3 separate regions of the Homo sapiens genome follow, and all the other regions are linked to region 2. Evidence: chromatin contacts called from ENCODE Hi-C or POLR2A ChIA-PET data. All regions are on one chromosome and are shown on one strand. The core of a region is the stretch at or near the end of the contact, and the rest is flanking DNA. Distances in the headings are between cores, read along the strand shown.

The links. Hi-C counts contacts between places; a loop is a spot of excess contacts on that map. ChIA-PET counts read pairs that join two places held with the same protein, here RNA polymerase II (POLR2A). Pooled maps may share reads with other maps.
Region 1: a loop to region 2 is called in a pooled map, with 2.6 times the contacts of the local background. The contact joins two enhancer-like sites. A Hi-C loop is called at or near these places in 3 of 50 pooled maps. POLR2A ChIA-PET finds 5 or more read pairs at or near these places in 7 of 52 experiments (AG04450, BJ, GM10248 and 4 more).
Region 3: a pooled map shows a loop between it and region 2 (2.4-fold over the local background). The contact joins two enhancer-like sites. A Hi-C loop is called at or near these places in 2 of 50 pooled maps. POLR2A ChIA-PET finds 5 or more read pairs at or near these places in 2 of 52 experiments (activated naive CD4-positive, alpha-beta T cell and endothelial cell of umbilical vein).

The regions. Positions count from the first base shown.
Region 1 is chr16:70,575,237-70,579,071 of GRCh38, reverse strand. It overlaps SF3B3 (splicing factor 3b subunit 3), which reads right to left. Exons shown (of 26, transcript NM_012426.5): 26 at 1,404-3,835. Among named protein-coding and RNA genes, the nearest start is that of SNORD111, 39 kb to the right of the region's middle. RefSeq lists an enhancer at 3,331-3,400. Within about 2 kb of position 2,476, at least 9 of the 41 ENCODE cell types and tissues checked have a DNase peak (open chromatin) inside an H3K27ac peak, as active enhancers do.
Region 2 is chr16:70,507,309-70,511,243 of GRCh38, reverse strand. COG4 (component of oligomeric golgi complex 4) reads left to right here. Exons shown (of 19, transcript NM_015386.3): 6 at 1,223-1,328; 7 at 1,856-2,013; 8 at 2,780-2,838. Among named protein-coding and RNA genes, the nearest start is that of COG4, 14 kb to the left of the region's middle. Within about 2 kb of position 2,288, at least 2 of the 41 ENCODE cell types and tissues checked have a DNase peak (open chromatin) inside an H3K27ac peak, as active enhancers do.
Region 3 is chr16:70,609,166-70,612,655 of GRCh38, reverse strand. It overlaps a transcript of IL34 not described here. Among named protein-coding and RNA genes, the nearest start is that of IL34, 36 kb to the left of the region's middle. Within about 2 kb of position 2,240, at least 5 of the 41 ENCODE cell types and tissues checked have a DNase peak (open chromatin) inside an H3K27ac peak, as active enhancers do.

The sequences.
Region 1 (3,835 bases), core at 1,227-3,726, 68 kb before region 2:
AAGTGCTGGGATTACAGGCATGACCCGGCATGCCTTGCCTTTTTTCTAGACAATGTCTCACTCTATTGCCCAGGCTAGAGAGCAGTGGCACAATCACAACCCACTGTGGTCTTGACCTCCTGGGCTCAATCGATCCTCCCACCTCAGCCTCCCAAGTAGCTGGGACCACTACACCCAGCTAATTATTTATTTATTTATTTATTTATTTTTTTGTAGATACAGACGTCTCCCTATGTTGCCCAGGCCGGTCTCAAACTGCTGGCCTCAAGGAATCCTCCTGCCTTAGCCTCCCAAAGTGCTGGGATTTCAGGCTTGAGCCACTGTGCCTGGCCTTGGGTAAGATTCCTCACCCCTTTTCTGGGGCTTGAGCCCAGGAGTTAGAGACCAGCCTGCGCAACATAGAAAGACCCCCATCTCTGCAAATAAATAAATAATTAAAAATTAGCCAGGCATCATGGTAGCTCATGCCTGTAGTTATAACTACTCGGGAGGCTGAGGCAGGAGGATCACTTGAGCCCTGGAGGTCGAGGCTGCACTAAGCTATGACCAAGCCACTGCACTCCAGCCTGGATGACAGAGCAAGACCCTGTCTCTTTTCTTAGAAAAAAAAAAAAAAAAAGAGAGATTGAGAGAGAGAGAGAGAGAATCTTACCTAAGATTCCCCAGCTGGTTACTGAGGTCTGACCCCAAAGCCAGGTTTTCCTGAGGGACACAGGACCTGTCCTGGTGTAACACGTGGCCTCAGACCCAGCACTTACGGGAGTTGAGGTCCTTTCCCTCAGCACCATCACCAAAGGTACAGCCATTCTCCCTTCACCTGGGTCAGAGTGGGCAACTGCAGGGGCATCTTCAATATCTCTGTCAAGTTTTCATAGCAGGCTTCCTGATTTTACTAGACTGCATTTGGATTCATTAGGGATGGGCCAGTGGGGGAGGATAGGAGAACGGCTGTGTTCAAAGCCTCAAACTATCCAAGAGGGGAGTCTGTAGTGTTTCACTGAATGTGAGCACAGAATCCTGGATTTAGGAACCCCTTATTAACACCCAGTCTTCCACAGCCAACCTAGTCTGGAGTGCTGACCTTGCTGGATGCGGTGGCTCACGCCTGTAATCCCAGCACTTTGGGAGGCCAAGGCAGGCGGATCACCTGAGATCAGGAGTTCGAGACCAGCCTGGCCAACATGGTGAAACCCCATCTCTACTAAAAATACAAAAATTAGCCGGGCGTGGTGGCAGGCGCCTGTAATCCCAGCTACTCGGGAGGCTGAGGCAGGAGAATTGCTTGAACCCAGCAGGCAGAGGTTGCAGTGAACCAAGATCACTGCACTCCACCCTGAGCGACAGAGTGAGACTCGGTCTCAAAAATAAAAAAACAAAAAAAAGAAGAAAAAGAAATGCCAACCTAGTGACAATAGTGCGCTTTATTCCGAGTGCCAATGCATGCCACAAGTAGTTGTTCATGAAATGTTTTCTCAATTGGATCGACAAAACTGGATTCCTGGTTTTGCCCTGAACTTGCAACAGGACAATAATGCCCACGCTGGAATGTTCCAGGCTAACTCCTCACCCGTCCCCAAGGCAGTGGCCACACAGGTCACACACACTCTCTGCAAGGCCCTGCTGGAAAACTCTGCCAAGGCGTTGATTCATCCGTTGGGCAGCTAGTGGGAGGGCAGAGTGGGTGGAGGTGATGGGGGCACAGCCACAGGATCTCACTGGGGCCTCACAGAAGCCTGAACACCGCACGGTGCCCTCTCTGGGGCCTCTTGGCTTGGAATGATGCCCCTTTCTTTCAAAGCATCACATATAGGACAGCAGGTCCCCCAGATCTCCCAGGGCCAGAGCCCCAGGTCAGCGGACAAGCCTCAGAACCCCTGAGCACTCAGTCATGTGCGTTTGTGCTACCATGACCCCAGGAGACCGGTTTTTGTTTTTTGGTGTTTTTGAGACAGGTTTCGTCCTGTCATCCAGGCTGGAGTGTAGTGGCGCAATCACAGCTCACTGCAGCCTCAAACTCATAGGCTGAAGTGATCCTCCTGTCTCAGCCCCCTAATTACTGGGACTACAAGTGTGCACCACCATGCCTGGCTAATTTTTGTATTTTTGGAGAGATGGGGTTTTGTCATGTTGCCCAGGCTGGTCTCAAACTCCTGGGCTCAAGGGATCCTCCTGCCTCAGCCTCTCAAAGTGCTGGGATTACAGGTGTGAGCCACCATGCCAGGCCCAGTAAATCAGTCTTATTCTACCAATTTACAGGCAGGAAACCAAGACTATGCTTAGAGGCTAGTGAGCCCAGGTCATCTGACTGTATACAGTGCTCTCTTCATGGACTTTGCTGCCTCTTGGCATTTGGCAGGTGGAATCTCGTTTCTGATTGCTTTATGAGGGCAGCATTGCCTTTCTCCAGTTACATCATCGACTCCCTAAAGCTGAGATTCCCCAGTGTGTCCTCATAACAGCTGGAGGCCCTAATAACCCACAGGAAATGGTAGTACTTCCCTTGACCATCACGTGTTACTAGCTTATACACATATACTCACGGCTCCAAATTAGTAACTTCTAAGCCTAAACGCTACCAAATGACCCAACTGAAAGCACCTCTCCTTTCATTATGAGACTGCAGTCAGAGAAGGGAGCAAGTTCTGCTGAGTGGACCTGGGAATTTAAAACTTGACTAGGCTCTGGAAGGCAGAGTGAGAGGTGGGAAACTGAAGGGGGCTTGCCTCTGGGCACCGCCAGAGATGCTGCATACGGGGGTGGGGTGGGGTAGGGTGGGGCTAACAGGGCCCCTCAGCTATTCCAGATGGGCTGGCCCAGCTCCTTTTCCAAATCTGAAACTTCCAAACCTGGTTTTCTTTGATATTTTTTTTCTTCATTTTGAACAAGCAGCAATGTTCATTGTCCATCACAGCTACTGATCATAACACTGGACTGTGAAGCAGACACATGCCCAGACATCACCAGCAGACTCTTTTTTTAAAAAAAAAAAAACAGGGCTTCACGCCCGGCTTTTTGAATTTTTTGTAGAGATGGGGTCTGTTTCCTAGGCTGGTCTTAAACTTCTGGGCTCAAGCAATCTGCCTGCCTCTGGCCGCCCAAAGTGCTGGGATTACCAGGCATGAACCACCGTGTGAATAATTGGGAGCAGACCCCAGGAATCTGTTCTGACAAATGAAGAGGGTTCTAATATCCCACTAGGATTATGAGCCACAACTACAGGTTTCCTACCATTTCCTGACCTAAAACCCCTGCTGCCCACTCCCCACCTCTTCATTTTTCAGACTTGGGACCTTCTGATTTTTCCTGAAGTCCCAAGGTTGTGGCTGAGGAAATCAGATGCAGGCTGCAGGCTCTTCTGAAACTGGTGGCAGGCCCTCTGGCAGACTCACCTCACCACCAACCTCACAGCGACAGAGACTGCCTGGTTATAAACTCTCCTCCAACCTCTGGGTGCAGAACAGAGCTGGGAGGTGGTGGTTCATGGTAGGTGCCCAGTAAACGTTTGTGGAAGAAATGAGCGTAGCAGCCTCTTCTAGTGGGTCAGCATGTCTCCTGATGGCTTAAACAGCTCCTGGCCAAGTGCAGTGGCTCACGCCTGTAATCCCAGCGCTTTGGGAGACCAAGGTGGGTGGATCACCTGAGGTCACGAGTTCGAAACCAGCCTGGCCAACATGGTGAAACCCCATCTCTACTAAAAATACAAAAATTAGCCAGGCATGGTGGTGCATGCCTGTAGTCCCAGCTACTTGGGAGGCTGAGGCAGGAGAATTGCTTGAACCCAGGAGGCGGAGGCTGTGGTGAGCCGAGATTGTGCCTCTGTACTCTAGCCTGGGCA
Region 2 (3,935 bases), core at 1,039-3,538:
TGTATAAGCAGAGGATTTCTTTTGGAAGGGTTAACAATGGTCACCTCTGAAGAAAATTGGGAAATTAAGAGACACAGGTTAGAAGAAGAACCACTTTTCACTGAATATTCCTTTGTTCCTTTGGAATGTTTAAGTGTGCATTTTACTCATTCTAAAAAGTTAATTAAAAACAAAATACAGGCCAGGCGCGGTGACTCACGCCTGTAATCCCAGCACTTTGGGAGGCTGAGGCGGGTGGATCACCTCAGATCAGAGGTTCAGGACCAGCCTGGCCAACATGGTGAAACCCTGTGTCTACTAAAAAATACAAAAATTAGCCGGGCATGTTGGCGGGTGCCTGTAAGCCCAACCACTCGGGAAGCTGAGACAGGAGAATCGCTTGAGCCGGGGAGGCAGAGGTTGCAGTGAGCCAAGATTGTGCCACTGCACTCCAGCCTGGGCGACCAGCGAAATTCCATTTCAAAAAAAAAAAAAAAGGAAACCTGCTCTATGGTACTTTTTTTATCAGTATACTTTGACATCTGGGACCTAGAAATGGCTTCTACCTTTAATCCAGTAAAAGTCCCTTCTGCAGTACCCAGGTTTTGTCGTGCTTGAGAAAGCACTGTTAATGATAACATGCCAGGCATAATGGCTCACGCCTGTAATTCCAACACTTTGGGATGCTGAGGCAAGAGGATTGCTTGAGGCCAGGAGTTCCAGACCAGTCTGGGCAACATAGCAGGACCCCATCTCTACAGAAATTTTTAAAAAATTAGCCGGGCATGGTGGCTCTCGCCTATAGTTCCAGCTACTCAGGAGGCTGAGGTGAGAGGATCACTTGAGTCCAGGAGTTCAAGGCCACAGTGAACTATGACTGTGGCTCCCTTGTACTCCAGCCTGAGCAACAGAGTGAGTTTCTGTCTTATTTTAAAAAATAATAGAAAGTTACCCTTTGAGAAGATTGTTGAAACTGGGGACTCTCTCCCTTGGCTAATGGCAGTCCATATTTTCCAAGAGAAGAAAATAATGGAAGAGGAGCTACACCATGCTCACTTTCCTTGTCCTGCCTGAGGCTCAGACTGTCCCTCAAGGGAGTTTCCTCTGTGCTGCCTGGGCTTCCAGACATCAAGGGAAATGTGAAAAAAAAGAAAGTCAATGGGAGGATTTTTGGAAAACTGAGATATACCTGGTATGAGGGTGACCTTTCTGAGGAATGTGTGTGGGTTTTCTCCTTTTTTAGGTGGCCAGTAAAGCTGAGGAGAATCTGCTCATGGTGCTGGGGACAGACATGAGTGATCGGAGAGCTGCAGTCATCTTTGCAGATACACTTACTCTTCTGTTTGAAGGTGAGCCTCTTTCTCCGCTCTAGAGAGACTGGAGACTGTATATGACACCTGCATCCTAGCCTTTCTTCTCACCCTTCTAGCCTGATGACTTTAATTTAATCATGTAGTTTATTGTGTATTAATTGATTGGAGAATTAAATAACTTCCAGATTCAGTGCCTGATTAGCAAAGATTAGAGTCTCTCCAGTGTTTTGATCCTACCTAACCCTCAAACCCCAAACTCTGTACGAATAAATTTAACCCTAAAATAAATTACTGGAAAGCGAGTGATGCTGATTTCCAAAGATGCTGCTGTAGAAAACAGTATCAATGTAACTTACCAAATGCCTGCTGGTGTACCAAGCACTGTACATATTTAACATATTTGCCTAGCAACCCCTAGCATTGACTAGGCCTATTTGTGTTCATTTTAGAAAGTGAAGCAGCCAAAAGGATTGAGCTAGACCTTCGGTTAGTCCTGGATGGGAGCAAGTTTATTTTGTAGGAAGAATACTTGGAATATAACCCTATTGCTTCCTCCCTTCTAGGGATTGCCCGCATTGTGGAGACCCACCAGCCAATAGTGGAGACCTATTATGGGCCAGGGAGACTCTATACCCTGATCAAATATCTGCAGGTGGAATGTGACAGACAGGTGGAGAAGGTGGTAGACAAGTTCATCAAGCAAAGGGACTACCACCAGCAGGTGAGCAGGGGAAGCTACAGGTAGGGTTTGGTAGCAGCTTTAGCGAGGAACACTGAGTAGAATAAATTGTAGGGTTTGAAAAAGTGAAAAAAAAGGTGCAGACAGGAGAAAAATAAATGCTAAGCGCACACTGGCCTGCATCTTGCCCATTGACAGCTTACTTTGGACTTGAGGTGTTGTCGAGATGATGATGGCCTCAGTTCAAGACCAAAACGGAAATAAAAAGAGCTTCCTGAAAAGAACACAGCAGAAGTAGTAAACCAGTTCTCTATCACAAAATGTGCAACAGTGCCCTCTAATGATATAATGACAATTCTATTTCTTGAGGTCCTATTAAGTGTCCAAGTAATTGTCTCCAATTTCCCCTTCATTCCTAAGATGTTAAAGATAACGTTTGCTTTTTCAGAACTTTGTTTTTTCCTTCTTTTGAGCAGAGAAAGTAAAAGTACGACATAGAAATAGGAGTGGCCTCATACAATTGTATTTCTAGAACTCCAGACTAGGAGACTATAAACAGTAGTCTATTGGAACACCATTAGCATGACTTTTAAGCACAGTAATAGAGGTGAGTATTATTAGCATCCAACCCAAAAACAAATCTTTGGCCTGTCATCCTGAAAGCCCACTGCTGGCTTGAAGGGAAGGTAAACCTGGTAAACAAACTAAATCTAAATGTTCTTGTATGCCAAAAGTTTGGAGTGACCAGCAAGAGGCCAATAGATGTGGGGGTGGGGAAGAATATTCTCATTCCTGTGGTATGTTGCAGTTCCGGCATGTTCAGAACAACCTGATGAGAAATTCTACAACAGAAAAAATCGAACCAAGGTAATAATCCTTCTCTCTTCTTCAGCCCACAGGAGTTTGAATTGGTAATCATGTAATATAATTCAGACTACTCTGTTACAATGTGGTCTATGTTTTTAAAATATTTTATCAATTACTCTTATTTTTCAGTGCAATGTATCATATGAACAAAAGTATATATAAATAAATTGTGTAATCAGTCATAATCAGCCGGGCGCGGTGGCTCACACCTGTAATCCCAGCACTTTGGGAGACCAAGGCAGGCGGATCACAAGGTCGGGAGTTCGAGACCAGCCTGGCCAATATGGTGAAACCCCGTCTCTACTAAAAATACAAAAATTAGCTGGGCATGGTGGTGCGTGCCTGTAGTCCCAGCTACTCGGGAGGCTGAGGCAGGAGAATCACTTCAACCCAGGAGGCGGAGGTTGCAGTGAGCCAAGATTGCACCACTGCACTCCAGCCTGGGTTACAGAGCGAGACTCTGTCTCAAAAAATAAATAAATAATAAATTATAATCAGTACAATCACGTGTCATTTAATGACTGGAATACTTTTTTTTTTTTTTGAGACAGAGTCTCACTCTGTCACCCACGCTGGAGTGCAGTAGCATTATCTTGGCTCACTACAGCCCCTGCCTCCCAGGTTCAAGCGATTCTCCTCCCTCAGCCTCCCAAGTAGCTGGAACTACAGGCGTGCACCACCATTCCCAGCTAATTTTTTATAATTTTAGTAGAGACAGGGTTTTGCCATGATGGCCAGGTTAGTCTCGAACTCCTGACCTTAAGTGATCCGCCCACCTCAGCCTCCCAAAATGCTGAGATTATAGGCATGAGCCACCATACCCTGCCAACAACTGGAGTACATTCTGAGAAATACATCATTAGACGATTTCCATTGTGTCAACATCGTAGGGTGTACTTAGCCTACTACACACCTAGGCTATATGATACAAACTATTACTCCTAGGGTATAAACCTGCATGGCATATTACTATACTGAATACCATAGACAATTATAACACGATGGTAAGTACTTGTATATCTAAACATATCTAAACATAGAAGAGGTACAGTATTATGTACTGTACCATAGAAACATAGAAAAGGTATAATATTATG
Region 3 (3,490 bases), core at 991-3,490, 100 kb before region 2:
AAAAAGTCCCTTCAATTAGAGATTGATGTGGGTTAACAAGCACTTTCTTTTCAGGATGCATTGCTTCTGGGAGGGTTCTGAGCTGACAATCTTTCACACTTTAGTGTGAATCATTCTAATACAGAGGTAAAGGGAGCAGAATTCAGGAAACTAAAGTCTCTGGAGTAATTACGGCAGAGTGGGCCTTACCTGAGATCCAGAGCTTCATCTGGGAGCACAGCCTTGGATGAACCACAGCTTGGGCCTTGGCCTCTGCACCGTATTCCAGCTTGGGCCTTGGCCTCTGCACCATACTCACCATTCACCAGCAGATCCCCCTAGCCCCCAGCCCCCAGCCCCCAGTGCTTTCAGGCTGTGAGTAGTTTGTGGGCCTGGCTCTGCCAATAACTTGCTATGTGACTTGAGGAAATCACACAGCTTTAGAGACTCTTAAAGCTGGAAGGAAAAGCCCCCAGGGGTCAGCTGGTTCCATGATCCCAGAACCCCGATTTCTAGACTACAGAACACACAGCCCCTATCGGCCTGTTGGAGGCTGGCTCTCCTGGAAGCAGAGCCTGAGACAGGCTTTGGGCTTCACATGATTAATGAAGGGAGGGAACCTCAAGACAGAAGGCTATCTTTTATTTTTACACAGGGTCTCACTGTATTGCCCAGGCTGGAGTGCAGAGGTGCAATCATGGCTCACTGCATCCTTGACCTCCTGGGCTCAGGCAATCCTCCAATCTCAAGCAATCCTCCTGCTCCTCCCGAAGAGCTGGGACCACAGGTGTTTGTCACCACATCCAGCTATTTATTTATTTATTTATTTATTTAAGACAGAGTCTTGCTCTGTCACCCAGGCTGCAGTGCAGTGGTGTGATCTCGGCTCACTGCAACCTCTGCCTCTTGGGTTCCAGCGATTCTCCTGTCTCAGCCTCCGGAGTAGCTGGGATTACAGGTGCCTGCCACCATGCCCAGCTAATTTTTGTATTTTTAGTAGAAACGGGGTTTCACCATGTTGGTCAGGCTGGTAACTTTTTTAAATTTTGTGTAGATATGGGGTCTTACCATGTTGCCCCAGGCTAGTCTCAAACCCCTGAGCTCAAGCGATCCACCTGCCTCAGCCTCCCAAAGAGCTGGGATTACAGGTGTGAGCCACTGCACCCAGCCCGAAGGCTGTTTTTAAATAGCACCACAGTGTTGTTCTATTTGAGGCAAAGAGGTCAGGCTTTTGCACCCCTAATTCAGTCAGTGGCCCCCCTGCAGGTGTAGAATGGTATAAACTCCCAGGTATCTCCAGCAAGGTGGCGGGGAGAAGGACACAAATCTGCCGTACCTGGCAGCCCCTCCCCCTTCACAGCAACTAGGAAGTGGATACAAGAGCGAGTTCAGGCAATCTGGGGGCACCAACCCTTCCTTCCAGTTCCAAGAGCCTCTCACATGTGTTTCAAAATACAAAGCCCCTGAGCACAGGAGTTCGAGACCAGCCTGGGCAACATGGAGAAACCCATCTCTACTAAAAACAGAAAAATTAGACAGGCGTGGTGGTGCGCACCTGTAGTCTCGGCTACTCAGGAGGCTGAGGCGGGAGGACTGCCTGAACCAGGGACATGGAGGTTGCAGTGAGCTGAGATTGTGCCAGGCCACTGTGCTCCGGCCTGGGCCACAGAGCAAGACCCTGTCTCAAACAACAACAAAAAGAAGAAAGAAAGAAGAAGCCCCCAAAATCACAAAGGATGGAAGGGGGGGAAAGAACGCAAGCAGTTTTTTCATTTCCAGAAGAATCTTGGAATCTGCCCTCAGAATCAACCCTAACTGCTCTCCGTGGCTTCCCGGCAGGCTTGAGGGGGCCCCTCCTTCCTCCTCACCCTAGCTTCACCCACTGTCCCGCACCGACGGCTACTCCCTGAGGACTTTGCCTTATCTCTTCCTGGAATATTCCACAAGAGATTTCTCCCCAGCTGGTTTCTTCTTGTCAGCTCAAACATCACCTCCGTAGAGATGCCTTCTCTGGCCACCAGGCCACCCCTGTCACTCCCTCTGCGGCACTTTCCACACAGCACTGGCCACTCGACATTATCCTAACTGCATTCAGTTGTGTGTTGTGTGTCGTTCTCCCCACAGGAATGACCACAGGGTCTGGGGACAGAGCCTGGTTCTGGTGTCATCATTGTGTCCTCAGGGCCTGGCACCTGCTTGACACATAGGAAACTCTATAACTTCTGGCAAATCATAGCTGAGTGAATGAACTGGACACATGGGCCAGATGCCAAAATTCCAGCAGAGAAGGAGAACTGGGTCAACTGAACACTCGGCACTCCCAGACGCTGGAGGAAAACAGGCACAAGACTAGGATGGGGATGAAGGAGAGAATCCACCAAGAGTTTTCTTGGCCCTTTGATTCCTCCCTCCTCTCCCAGATCCCTCTCTCAGCTCCTACCTTGGAAAAACGTTCACTTTTTTTTTTTTTTTTCTGAGATAGAGTCTCGCTCTTTCGCCCAGGCTGGAGTGGAGTGGCGCAATCTTGGCTCACTGCAACCTCCACCTCCCAGGTTCAAGTGATTCTCCTGCCTCAGCCTCCAGAGTGGCTGGGATTACAGGCGCCCGCCACCACACCTGGCTAATTTTTGTATTTTTAGTAGAGACGGTTTCGCCGTGTTGGCCAGGCTGGTCTCAAACTCCAGACCTCAGGTGATCCACCTGCCTTGGCCTCCCAAAGTGCTGGGATTACAGGCATGAGCCACCACGTCCAGCCTGACATTCACATTTTAAATGGTGCAAACCTCTCAAAACATCCAGAGGCATCTGGGTTCCAATTCTAGCTATAGATCTGAGTTTCTCTCTCCCCACTGGCACCTGCAAGAGGCACAGTGACCATGCCAGCCTCATGGGGTTGCTGAAAGCACTGGCCTCATGGGTAATATCACTCACTCAGGAACAGGCCTCTGCAAATTGAAACCAAGGCAGGATAAATCCCTACCCCTCAGAGCAGCCATACACCTCCAGGCTGTAGTCCCAGACAGTCTCTGCCTCAGTGCACCTGTCTCTGGGCACCTGTGAGATCCCCTAATATCCCCCAGCATTTCCCAGGTGCCAGGCGCTGTGCCATGCACTTGGTACGCACTTGCTTGTTGCTTGATCTGCACAGTGACATTAATTTATCCTGGAAGCCCCACACCTCCGGGTGTCATCATCTCCATTTTACAAACAGAAGACTAAGGCTGAGAGATTAAAAGCACTGGTCCCAGGACTTAACAGCTTGCGAGCTGTGGCATAAGATTCAAGAATCCCACTTTCAGGCCAAGCGTGGTGGCTCACACCTGTAATCCCAGCACTTTGGGAAGCAGAAGCGGGCAGATCACCTGAGGTCAGGAGTTCAAGACCATCCTGGCCAACATGGCGAAACCCCGTCTCTACTAAATATGCAAAAATTAGGTGGGCGTGGTGGCACACACCTGAAATCCCAGCTACATGGAAGGCTGAGGCAGGGAGAATTGCTTGAACCGGGGAG